Regions from separate parts of the Homo sapiens genome. Here region 2 is linked to region 1. Evidence: read pairs that join two places in POLR2A ChIA-PET (ENCODE). Cell type or tissue: Caco-2. All regions are shown on one strand. Links, peaks and the distances in the headings refer to the core of each region. The heading gives the core; the rest is flanking DNA.

The links. Peaks named below come from ENCODE experiments on the same cell type or tissue, not always from the same donor. Only the 100,000 strongest peaks of a DNase experiment are listed, where the experiment ranks them.
Region 2: POLR2A ChIA-PET joins it to region 1 with 11 read pairs; 12 of 35 experiments call an interaction of 5 or more read pairs at or near these places.

What each region holds. Positions count from the first base shown.
Region 1 is chr19:45,674,407-45,679,771 of GRCh38, reverse strand. GIPR (gastric inhibitory polypeptide receptor) reads right to left here. Exons shown (of 14, transcript NM_000164.4): 7 at 4,946-5,090; 8 at 2,664-2,823; 9 at 2,389-2,449; 10 at 1,993-2,062; 11 at 1,778-1,866; 12 at 1,546-1,684. It overlaps MIR642A (microRNA 642a), which reads right to left and starts at 4,844; the gene lies at 4,748-4,844. MIR642B (microRNA 642b) reads left to right here and starts at 4,764; the gene lies at 4,764-4,840. RefSeq lists silencers at 2,322-2,581, 2,612-2,711. In Caco-2, for the core only: a CTCF peak has its summit at 1,619; DNase peaks (open chromatin) are centred at 1,641 and 2,241; H3K4me3 peaks cover 1,943 bases.
Region 2 is chr19:45,613,827-45,619,191 of GRCh38, reverse strand. It overlaps EML2 (EMAP like 2), which reads left to right. Exons shown (of 19, transcript NM_012155.4): 12 at 1-132; 13 at 1,495-1,562; 14 at 2,339-2,427; 15 at 2,634-2,731; 16 at 3,303-3,390; 17 at 4,492-4,587. Among named protein-coding and RNA genes, the nearest start is that of GPR4, 14 kb to the right of the region's middle. RefSeq lists enhancers at 1,407-2,244, 2,245-3,083 and a silencer at 2,897-3,146. In Caco-2, for the core only: no CTCF peak of the experiment used is centred there; DNase peaks (open chromatin) are centred at 2,398, 3,011 and 4,776.

The sequences.
Region 1 (5,365 bases), core at 219-5,218:
AGTCAAGTGTGATGGCTTGCTCCTGTGCTCCCAGCCACTTAGGAGGCTGAAGCAGGAGGATTGCTTTGGACCAGGAGTCCAAGGCTGCAGTGAGCTAGGATCACACCCCTGCACTGGATCCAGCCTGGACAACAGAGGGAGACCTCATCTCTAAAAAAATAAAAATAAATAAAACAGTAACCCCCATCCCTCAGTGGACACTCCTCATCTCTTTTCTTGCTTTATTCTCCCTCTAGGCACATCTCACCATCTGACATTCTATATGCTTTCCTTTTTTTTTTTTTTTTTCTTGAGACATGATCTCCCTCTGTGGCCAGGCTGGAGTGCAGTGGCGTGATCTCGGCTCACTGCAACCTCCACCTCCCGGGTTCAATCGATTCTCCGACCTCAGCCTCCTGAGTAGCTGGGATTACAGGCGGCCGCCACCACATCCAGCTAATTTTTCTATTTTTTTAGTAGAGACAGGGTTTCACCATATTGGTCAGGCTGGTCTTGAACTCTTGACCTCAGGTGATCCGCCTGCCTCGGCCTCCCAAAATGCTGGGATTACAGGTGTGAGCCACTGCGCCCAGCTGTATGCCTTACTTCTATAGTGTGTTTAGTGTGTCTTTCCCACTGGAGGGTAGGGACCATTTGGTTCTTGGCTGTATTCCTGTGATAAGCCTGGAGGAGTGCTTAGCATATACACATGCTCAGTAATTTTTTGCTGAATTTAATGAATGAACAGCCTTGTCCACTGAGACTAGTATTTTCCCCACTTTAGAGATGAGAAAACAGGCCGAATGAGGTGAAGCAGGTTGGGGACTCAGGTAAACCAAGCAAGTGTAAGGTGGGCCTTCAATTTTGGAATGAATCTTTCCTTAGATTCTGCACGTTGGCACCTCACTTACCTCTCCCTACCCTCAACCCTGAGGTGAAGGCCACACAGCTGGCAAACAGCTAGAAAGTGACAGAACCTGAATTTGGCCTCAGCTGTGTCCAGCTTCGAAGCCCTCACTCTTCACTAGCAGGCAGCACTGCTGGGGCCGCCAATCTCCTGTCCTGGTCCCTGCTGCTCCCCACAGCCCAGGACAGTCCTAGCTCAGTATTTTGTATCGAATGAATGAACGGGCTGGGCGCCATGGCTCACGCCTGTAATCCCAGCACTTTGGGAGGCCGAGGCGGGTGGACTACCCAAGGTTAGGAGTTGGAGACCAGCCTGGCCAACATGGTGAAACCCCGCCTCTACTAAAAATACAAAATTAGCCAGGTGTTGTCGCACATTCCTGTAATCCCAGCTACTCTAGAGGCTGAGGCAGGAGAATCGCTTGAACCCGGGAGTCAGAGGCTGCAATGAACCGAGATCGCGCCACTGTACTCCAGCCTGGGCGACAGGGCGAGAATCCGTCTCAAAAAAAAAAAAGAATGAATTAATTAATGAACGAACTAAATCCCATCTTCCCACCCCATTCAGTGGCTGCACCAGAGAACGACTGTAGCTTTCGTGCCCCTCTGGGGAGGAGGCCCTGGGTGGAAGGATGGAGCCCCTGCACCCTGCCTGAGCACCTGGAAGGAGCTGAGGAAGATCTCAAAGCCGAGCTTGGCGAAGCGCAGGGCGCCCCGGGCCTGTTCCTCTGTCACGGGAGCAAACACCACCTCGTGGACACCCAGCAGGGGCACCAGCGTCAGCGTGGAGCGAGCCAGCCTGGGGAGAGAGGGCGGCAGCAGTGATCCCGCAGCCCTGGTTCCCCATCTCGCACCCGGCCCCTTCCCCTCGGTCCCCAACGCATGCCCTCACCTCAGCCGGTAATCCCGGCAGCGCATTTGCCGTGTCCTCAGCTTGGACAGGAGAATGCCAAGAATGCGGATAAAAATGAGGAAATTAATCTGTGGGGAGAGATAAGGGCTGAGCCAGCCGCGATCCCATTCTGAAGGGGCAGGAGGAGGTGGCAGCCCACTTCCCAGAATGGGAAATCCCTGAGGGCGGCCTGGTGGAGGCGGGACCGATCCTACCAAGATGGTCATGAGGATGGGGGTCCGTATAATCCACCAAATGGCCTTGACTTCGTTGCGCTCCCAGCACCTGGGGAAGGCGGAGTAGAGCTAAGAGATAGAAAAACTCTAGACTCACCGATCACCAAGCTCATTTGCTCGCTAGGCCCCGCCCACCGCACTTGAGACCACACACATTCTCTAAGGTCCCGCCCATTACGATCCAGGCCCCACCCCCTCCCCTTGCCGATTGCCCTGGAACACAACCTTTCCTAGCTCCCCATTACTTCGGATCCCGCCCACGTATCCCCAGCACCGAATAGCCTTCCGACCCTGCCCACATGTCCATCACAACCCGCCACAGTCCCTCAAAGCCCCGCCCACCTCCCACGCCCCGCCCCAGACCCTGCAACTCACTGCGTGTTCTCGTACAGGTACCTGACGATCACCCAGGGAATGACGAAAAGCGCGGGGGCCCCTGTGCAGACCCCGACCCCGCCCCCCCACCCCGCCGCAGCTGTCAGCGCGCTCACGGGCCCCGCCAGGCCCAAGACCCGCGGAATTCCTCTGTCGGGGTGGGGAAGGCAGAAGCCTAGAGACGGGAGGAGACCCGCAGAGGCCAACCAGCAGGGCAGTTGGGGGAGCCGAGGAGAGGCGCGCTGGGTTGGGCGGGGGACGGGATCGGAGCTCACCCCAGCCGAGGAGCAGGTAGTAGCGGAAGTGGCCCTCCTCGGAGCCTCCCACGAGCACCAGGAGACTGTGCAGGTAGACGCCCTCCACCAGCAGCCACGTGTAGTTGGCACCCACGCAGTACTGGGTCACGATCTGGGCCGTGCGGCAGGCAGCGAGGGCCTAGGGAGGGGCCAGACCGGTAGAGGGGTAGTCAGCGCTGCCCGGGTGTCTCCCAGTCTCCCCCAGCTTTGATCGCCCTTCCACCCCGTCTCTTGCCATCAAAGGTTCTTCCACTCTGTGTCCCCAGTGAATGGTATCTGTGATTGGTTTCTCTCACCCTATTCCCTTTCCCTGTATGGACTCTCCCACTCTGAACCCCTTAACAATTGGTATCTGGTAGGGCGCGGTGGCTCACGCCTGTAATCCCAGCACTTTAGGAGGCCGAGGTGGGCGGATCACCTGAAGTCAGGAGTTGGTGACCAGCCTGGCCAACATGGTGAAACCCTGTCTCTGCTAAAAATACAAAAATTAGCCAGGTGTGGTGGCAGGCGCCTGTAATCCCAGCTACTCGGGAAGCTGATGCAGGAGAATCGCTTGAACCCGGGAGGTGGAGGTTGCGGTGAGCCGAGATTGCACCACTGCACTCCAGCCTGAGCGACAGAGGGAGACTCCGTCTCAAAAAAAAAAAAAAAAAAAAAAAAATCAGCTTCTTTTTTGAGACTCCATCTCAAAGAAACAAAACAAACAAAAACAAAACAAAAAATAATTGGTATCTTCCATCATTGCCGTCAGTTCCCCCCTAGATCCCCAAAATGTGACCTCTGTCACTGGTCACCCCAGCTCCTTCTAAGAACTGAACTCCCTGCCAGTACCCACATTATGGACTCTCCTGCCCTATGGCTTCCTCTTTTTTTTTTTTTTTTTTTTAGACGGAGCCTTGCTCTGTCGCCCAGGCTGGAGCGCAATGGCACGATCTCGGCTCACTGCAATCTCTGCCTCCCAGGTTCAAGTGATTCTCCTACCTCAGCCTCCTGAGTAGCTGGGACTACAGGCATGTGCCCCATGCCCAGCTAATTTTTGTATTTTTAGTAGAGACGGGGTTTCACTATGTTGGTCAGGCTGGTCTTGAACTCCTGACCTTGTGTCCTGCCTTCCTCGTCCTCCCAAAGTGCTTGGATTACAGGCATGAGCCACTGTGCCTGGCCCCTCTTATTTTATTTTATTTCATTTTATTTTTTTGAAACAGGGTCTCAATCTTTCGCCAGATTGCACTGGCACTATCACAGCATCACAGCTCACTGCAGCCTCGACCTGATGGACTCAAGTGATCCTACCATCTCAGCCTCCCAAGTAGCTGGGAGTACAGGCGAGGGCCGCCATGCCTGGCTAATTTTTGTATGTTTTTGTAGAGGTGGGGTTTTGCTATGTTACCCAGGCTGGTCTTGAACTCCTGGGCAAAAAGCGATCTGCCCACCTCAGCCTCCCAAAGTGCTGGGATTACAGGCATGAGCCACTGCCGGGCCACGCTATGGCTTTTTTTTTTTTTTTTTTTTTGCGATGGAGTCTTGCTCTGTCACCCAGGCTGGAGTGCAGTGGCGCAATCTCAGCTCACTGCAACCTCTGTCTCCTGGGTTCAAGCAATTCTTCTGCCTCAGCCTCCTGAGTAGCTGGGATTACAGGTGTCCGCCACCACACCCAGCTAATTTTTGTATTTTTAGTAGAGACAGGGTTTCACCATATTGGCCAGGCTGATCTTGAACTCCTGGCCTCGTGATCTGCCCGTCTTGGCCTCCCAAAGTGCTGGGATTACAGATGTGAGCCACTGTGCCTGGGTGCGTGCGGCTTCTTAACAATTGGTATGGTCCAACTTTCAACAAGTTAGTTCTTACCACGTCTGCTCCCAGACTCTAGTCTCTCCCACCCTGTCTCCTAGTAACAAACTGGCACCTGCCACATCCCCACCCCCACTTACTTTCTCGTATCCTGCCATGCCTCACCGCCAGCAGGTGGATTCTCTCATTGGTGAAAAAGTTCAATGATGGGTGAAATAATGAGGGAGAGGAACGGAAAATTCCAGTATGGGAGTGATAGGCTGGGAGAGTTAAATGATGGCAGAGGCCGAGTTGGGAGGTTCCCTCTCCAAATGTGTCTTGATCCCCCACCCCAAGACACATTTGGAGAGGGACCCTCCCAACTCAGATAAACTGTGGAGAGTGTAGGAGATAGGAAATGGACTGAGAACTTCCTGGTCCCACCAGAGAAGCAAGATTCCCATTTGGAGGAACGGAAGGAGGATGCCCACCTGGTTCCACAGCGCAAGGGCCTGGTCCCCAAGGTAGGGGCCAGGTCGAGGTAGCAGACGGTCTCGGCTGAGAATGGCCGCAGCTCGCAGCATGAAAGACGTGAACAGGTTGATGTGGATATAGTTTCTAGTGCAATGTAGCCGCCTAGGGGAATTTGGAAGGCAGTGTGGGGGCCCCTGGAGAGCTGTCCTCAGCCACACAGAGTTCTATTTTTTTTTTTAAACAGGGTCTCACTCTGTCACCCAGGCTAGAATGCAGTGACACAATCAGGGCTCACTGCAGCCTCAACCTCCTGAGCTCAAGCAATCCTCCTGTCTCAGCGCCCCCCTATAGCTGGTACCACAGGTGCACCACCAGTATGCCTAGCTAATTTTATTTGTCGTAGAGACAAGGTTTCACTATATTGCCCAGCCTGATCT
Region 2 (5,365 bases), core at 293-5,292, 61 kb after region 1:
GGCCATGTGGAAGAGCTGTGGGGCCTGGCCACACACCCCAGTCGGGCCCAGTTTGTGACCTGCGGGCAGGATAAGCTGGTGCATCTATGGAGCTCAGATTCCCACCAGCCCCTGTGGAGCAGGATCATCGAGGTAAGGGGCCCGGGGACTGGAAAAGCACCATTCTAACAGAACTACCTTTCCCCCTGTGTCAGGGCTCAGCACATTAGACTGAAACCAAACAAGGTCTTTTTTTTTTTTTCTTCGAGGTGGAGTCTCGCTCTGTCACCCAGGCTGGAGGGCAATGGCACGATCTCGGCTCACTGCAACCTCCGCCTCCCGGGTTCAAGTGATTCTTCTGCCTCAGCCTCCCGAGTAGCTGGGATTACAGGTGCACACCACCATGTCCAGCTAATTTATGTATCTTTAATAGAGACAGGGTTTCACCATGTTGGTCAGGCTGGTCTCGAACTCCTGACCTCGTGATCCGCCCGCCTCGGCCTCTCAAAGTGCTGGGATTACAGATGCCAGCCACCAAGCCTGGCCCAAACAAGGTCTTTTTAAGCAGGGTGGGGGTTTCATCTAGGGAACTGGGTGCTTAGAAGCTCTCTCAGAAGGGTTGGAGGAGTAGGTTCTTGACTGGAAGGGAGCCCAGGACGACACCGAACCATCCTGTCAGGGGTGCCGCCATGAGGAGGGGGGAGTCAGGAGCCGCTGAGTTCAAGGAAGGTGTGACCGCTGCAACAGTCAAGTGTAGAGCTACACTGTCCCATAGGGTAACCACTGGCCACACATGGCTATTCACAATTAATTAAAATGTAAACAGAATAAAAATTTCAGCTGGGTGTGGTGGCTGACACCTGTAATCCCAGCACTTGGGAGGCTGAGGCAGGTAGATTGTGTGAATCCAGGAGTTTGAGACCAGCCTGGGCAACATGGCAAAACCCCATCTTTACAAAAAATGAAAAAAAAAAAACAAAAATTAGCCGGGCGTGGTGGTGGGCGCCTGTAATGTCAGCTACTTGGGAGGCTGAGCCAGGAGAATCGCTTGAACCCAGGAGGCGGAGGTTGTAGTGAGCTGAGACCGTGCCACTGCACTCCAGCCTGGGCAACAGAGTGAAACTCCATCTCAAAAAAATAAATAAAAATTTAAAAAATAAAAAACAAAAATAAAGTCTTAAAATTCTAGATGCCCTTTGTCCCAGCATTCCCACATCTAGGAAATTATCTAAAGAAGTCGTCTTGGATGAATAAAGCTGTGGGAATTTAGAAGAGGAGTAAGGAGGGATCCCGGGACAGGAGTGACAGGAGGAATGGTTTCTGTTCAGGTTAACATGCTACAGAAATGTAAAGAGGAATGGCTGCCATGGTGTCTGGGGTGGGGGTGTCCCAAAGGGCAGCAGAGGGAGGGGAGAGCCCTCATGCAAAGATTAGACTTGGCCCTGAGGCAAGAGAATGTCCAGATGGACATGGGACCCCAGCTCTGAGCCCTGCCTCTTCTCTCTCCCTTCTCAGGACCCTGCCCGCTCAGCCGGCTTCCACCCCAGTGGCTCTGTCCTGGCTGTGGGTACAGTGACTGGCAGGTAAAGCTGAGGAGAGCATTTCGGGAGGCCTTCTCTGCTCCCTGGGGAACTGGCCCTTCTTCCCTCTTTCCTACTTTCCCAAATCCCACTATTTACCGAGCCCTGATCCCTCAATATTCCTCTGGCTCACTGCAGCCTCTGCCTCCCAGGTTCAAGCGATTTGCCTGCCTCAGCCTCCCGAGTAGCTGGGATTACAGGCGCCCACCACTATGCCTGGCTAATTTTTTTTTATTTTTAGTAGAGACGGGGTTTCACCATGTTGGCCAGGCTGGTCTCGAACTCCTGACCTCAAGTGATTCACCTGCCTCAGCCTCTCAAAGTGCTAGGATTACAGGCGTGAGCCACCGCCACTGTACCTGGCCTTGTTTTGTTTTGTTTTTTGGGGGGACAGAGTCTTGCTCTGTCGCCCAGACTGGAGTCCGGTGGCGCGATCTCAGCTCACTGCAACCTCTGCCTCCCGGGTTCAAGCAATTCTCGTGCCTCAGCCTCCTAAGTAGCTGGGATTACAGGCACGTGCCACCACGCCTGGCTAATTTTTGTATTTTTAGTAGAGACGGGGTTTTGCTATGTTGACCAGGCTGATTTCGAACTCTTGACCTCAAGTGATCCACCCGCCTCGGCCTCCCAGCGTGCTGGGATTATAGGCCTGAGCCACCGTGCCCAGCCCAGGTCACTTCTGGGGTCCCTCTGATCCCTCCCTTAGACCCCACAGATTGCGGCCTCTCTCTGTCAGATCAGCTCACCCCTCCTCCCCCCACCACGCCCTCTCCTTCAAGATGGCTGCTGCTGGACACGGAGACCCATGACCTGGTGGCTATCCACACAGACGGCAATGAACAGATCTCAGTGGTCAGCTTCTCCCCAGGTAAGCGGCAGGCCTGGGACACCCAAGCGGCAGGGCCAGGGGACAGAGGCTCAGAGCTCTTGGCAGGGGGAGGGGTGGAGCCTGCGAAGCGAGGCCTAGGAGGGATGCAGTGGGGATGGAGCTGGGGACTGTTGAGGGGGCTGAGTCTGGGCGAGGAGGGGATGGAGCCTGGGTGCCTCCTCATAGCCCCCCTCCCCCTCCCCCAGACGGGGCGTACCTGGCCGTGGGCTCCCACGACAACTTGGTGTACGTGTACACGGTGGACCAGGGCGGCCGCAAGGTCAGCCGCCTGGGCAAGTGCTCGGTGAGTGGGCAGTGGCCCCCAGCCCGCGCCGCCACCCCGCCCAGGGGGTGCAAAATTAACCAATTTTCTACCTCAAGGGAGCGCAGCTTCAACACTCAACTGATTCTGCCCTGATCAGAGCAAGGAGTCTTGGCCACGTCCACACATTCACCACCTCGTGTGTTCTAAGCCCGCCCCTTTGTGTAGCCCCGCCCCCACGTGCTAAGCCCATCTGTGTAGCCCCGCCCCTCACGTTCCGAGACCGCCCCTCACGTTCCGAGACCGCCCCTCTGTGTAGCCCCGCCCCTCAACATTCAAAGCCAGCTCCTCCGTGTCTAGCCCTGCCCACCTGTTCTAAACTCCCATTGTGTTCTAAGTGCTTTTTGTCTAGCCCTGCCCATCACAGTCTGGCCCCGCCCACAGTATTCTGGCCCTGCCCCCATACTCCAAAGGCCTGTGTATCCTTCCTTTAGTCCCCTTGTGTTCTCGCCCTACCTCTGTATTTGACTTCCACTTTCCTGATTTAATCCTGTCCCCCTCTCCTTGGTTCCGCCCTCTGCAGCTCTAACACCATCCCTTCCCTCCCCCGCAGGGCCATTCCAGTTTTATCACCCACCTGGATTGGGCCCAGGACAGCAGCTGCTTTGTCACCAACTCCGGGGACTATGAGATTCTGTACTGTGAGTTCTCCGGGACCCAGAGACATTACTTCCTCCGTCTCATTTGCAGACTTCCCTGAGTTCTGGGAGGGGAGGGAGGGGCTTCAAGCCTCGCTCCCTTGGTATTCAAGGCTGGTTCTGATTTGGAATTTAGGGACCGCTGGCTTCTCATTTTCTCCCTGGTATACCCCACTTTTAGTCAACTCCTCCCCTTTCCGGTCGGATGGGTAGGATGCAGGTTTCTTTTTTTACATTTTTAAATTTTTAATTATTATTATTATTATTATTATTATTATTATTATTTTGAGACGGAGTCTTGCTCTGTCCCCCAGGCTGGAGTGCAGTGGCGCGATCTCGGCTCACTGCAAGCTCCGCCTCCCAGGTTCAAGTGATTCTTCTGCCTCAGCCTCCTGAGTAGCTGGGATTACAGGAGCACACCACCATGCCCGGCTAATATTTGTATTTGTATTTTTTTTTTTTTGAGATGGGAGTTTCCCTCTTGTCTCCTAGGCTGGAGTGCAATGGCACGATGTCGGCTCACTGCAGCCTCCGCCTCCCAGGTTCAAGCGATTCTCTTGCCTCAGGCTCCTGAGTAGCTGGGATTCCAGGTGTCCACCACCACGCCCAGCTAATTTTTAAAATATTGTTAGTAGAGACAGGGTTTCGCCATGTTGACCAGGTTGGTCTTAAACTCCTGACCTCAGGTGATCCGCCTGCCTTGGCTTCCCAAAATGCTGGGATTACAGGCATGAGCCACCACACCTGGTCTAATTTTTGTATTTTTAGTAGAGATGGGGTTTCACCATCTTGGCCAGGCTGGTCTCGAACTCCTGACCTCAGGTGATCCAGCCAGATGCTGTGGCTCATGCTGCCTCCTGGGATTACAGACGTGAGCCACCATGCCCGGCCAGATGCGGGTTTAAAAGTAGATGCTCCTGCTTACGCTGCGGGCTGTGAAGACCCCAGCATGTGATGCCTTCTCAGCCAGTCCTGACAGGTAGAATGAGCCCTGGGACCTTAGCCTCCTCTGTCTTGGACCTCAGCTCCGATTGTCTAAGAAAGGGATGGGTTTACTGGGTAGTTCTTCCAACTCTGAATGTCTCCTCCCATTTTCTGCCCCAGGGGACCCGGCTACCTGTAAGCAGATCACCAGTGCGGATGCTGTGAGGAACATGGAATGGGCCACAGCTACTTGTGTCCTAGGGTTTGGGGTGTTTGGTGAGTTCTGGAATGAGAGAGGTCTCACTGAGGACAGTAGTTCTGAGAGACATCCCCGCTGGTGGTTTCCAGAGTCTTACTGCTTACCTCCAGTGTGGGAAGCTCACTGCTTTACTGCATGTGGGCTGTATTTGTGTAAGAGGAAAGGGTAGGGTGAGATGACTCATTAGAGCTGTAATAAAATGAAACCAAATGGGCGTGGTAACTGGCCAGGAGAGATCCACACTGCCGGTGCCCTAGCCACCCATTCATTCAGGCACGAATGAAGCAAACACATATTCCCTGAGCAGTTCTGTGCCTGCCGTGGGCTTGGCAGTGACCATGACTGACGGCCCTGCTCTCCTGTGGCTCTCAGTCCAGTGGGGGAGGCAGACTTGTCCCCAGACAGTGATGACCCAGAGTGAGCAGGTCTGAGACAGGGAAACCCAGGGTGGGGCATCTGGCCTACTCTTGGAGGGAATCAGGGAGGGCTTCCTGGAGGAAGAGACATCTGAGCTAGGACCTGGAGGATGAGGAGTTACTTTCCAGGGCAGTGAAGAAGGAAAGCAGTCTCTTGGCAAAGGGAATAGTACATACAAAAGCCCACGCGTGACACAGAACTTGGCATTTGGAGAAATGCAGGGAGGCAGGGTGGCCAAATCATTACAGAGTTTAACAGGAGCACTGATGAGGGATGAGGCTGGAGCAGTGCATGGGGCCTGCTGAGCCTTAGAACCACAGGCTTTCTTCTAAGATCACCAGGGAGCCATGGAAGGGTTTTAAGCAGAGCAGGGGCAGG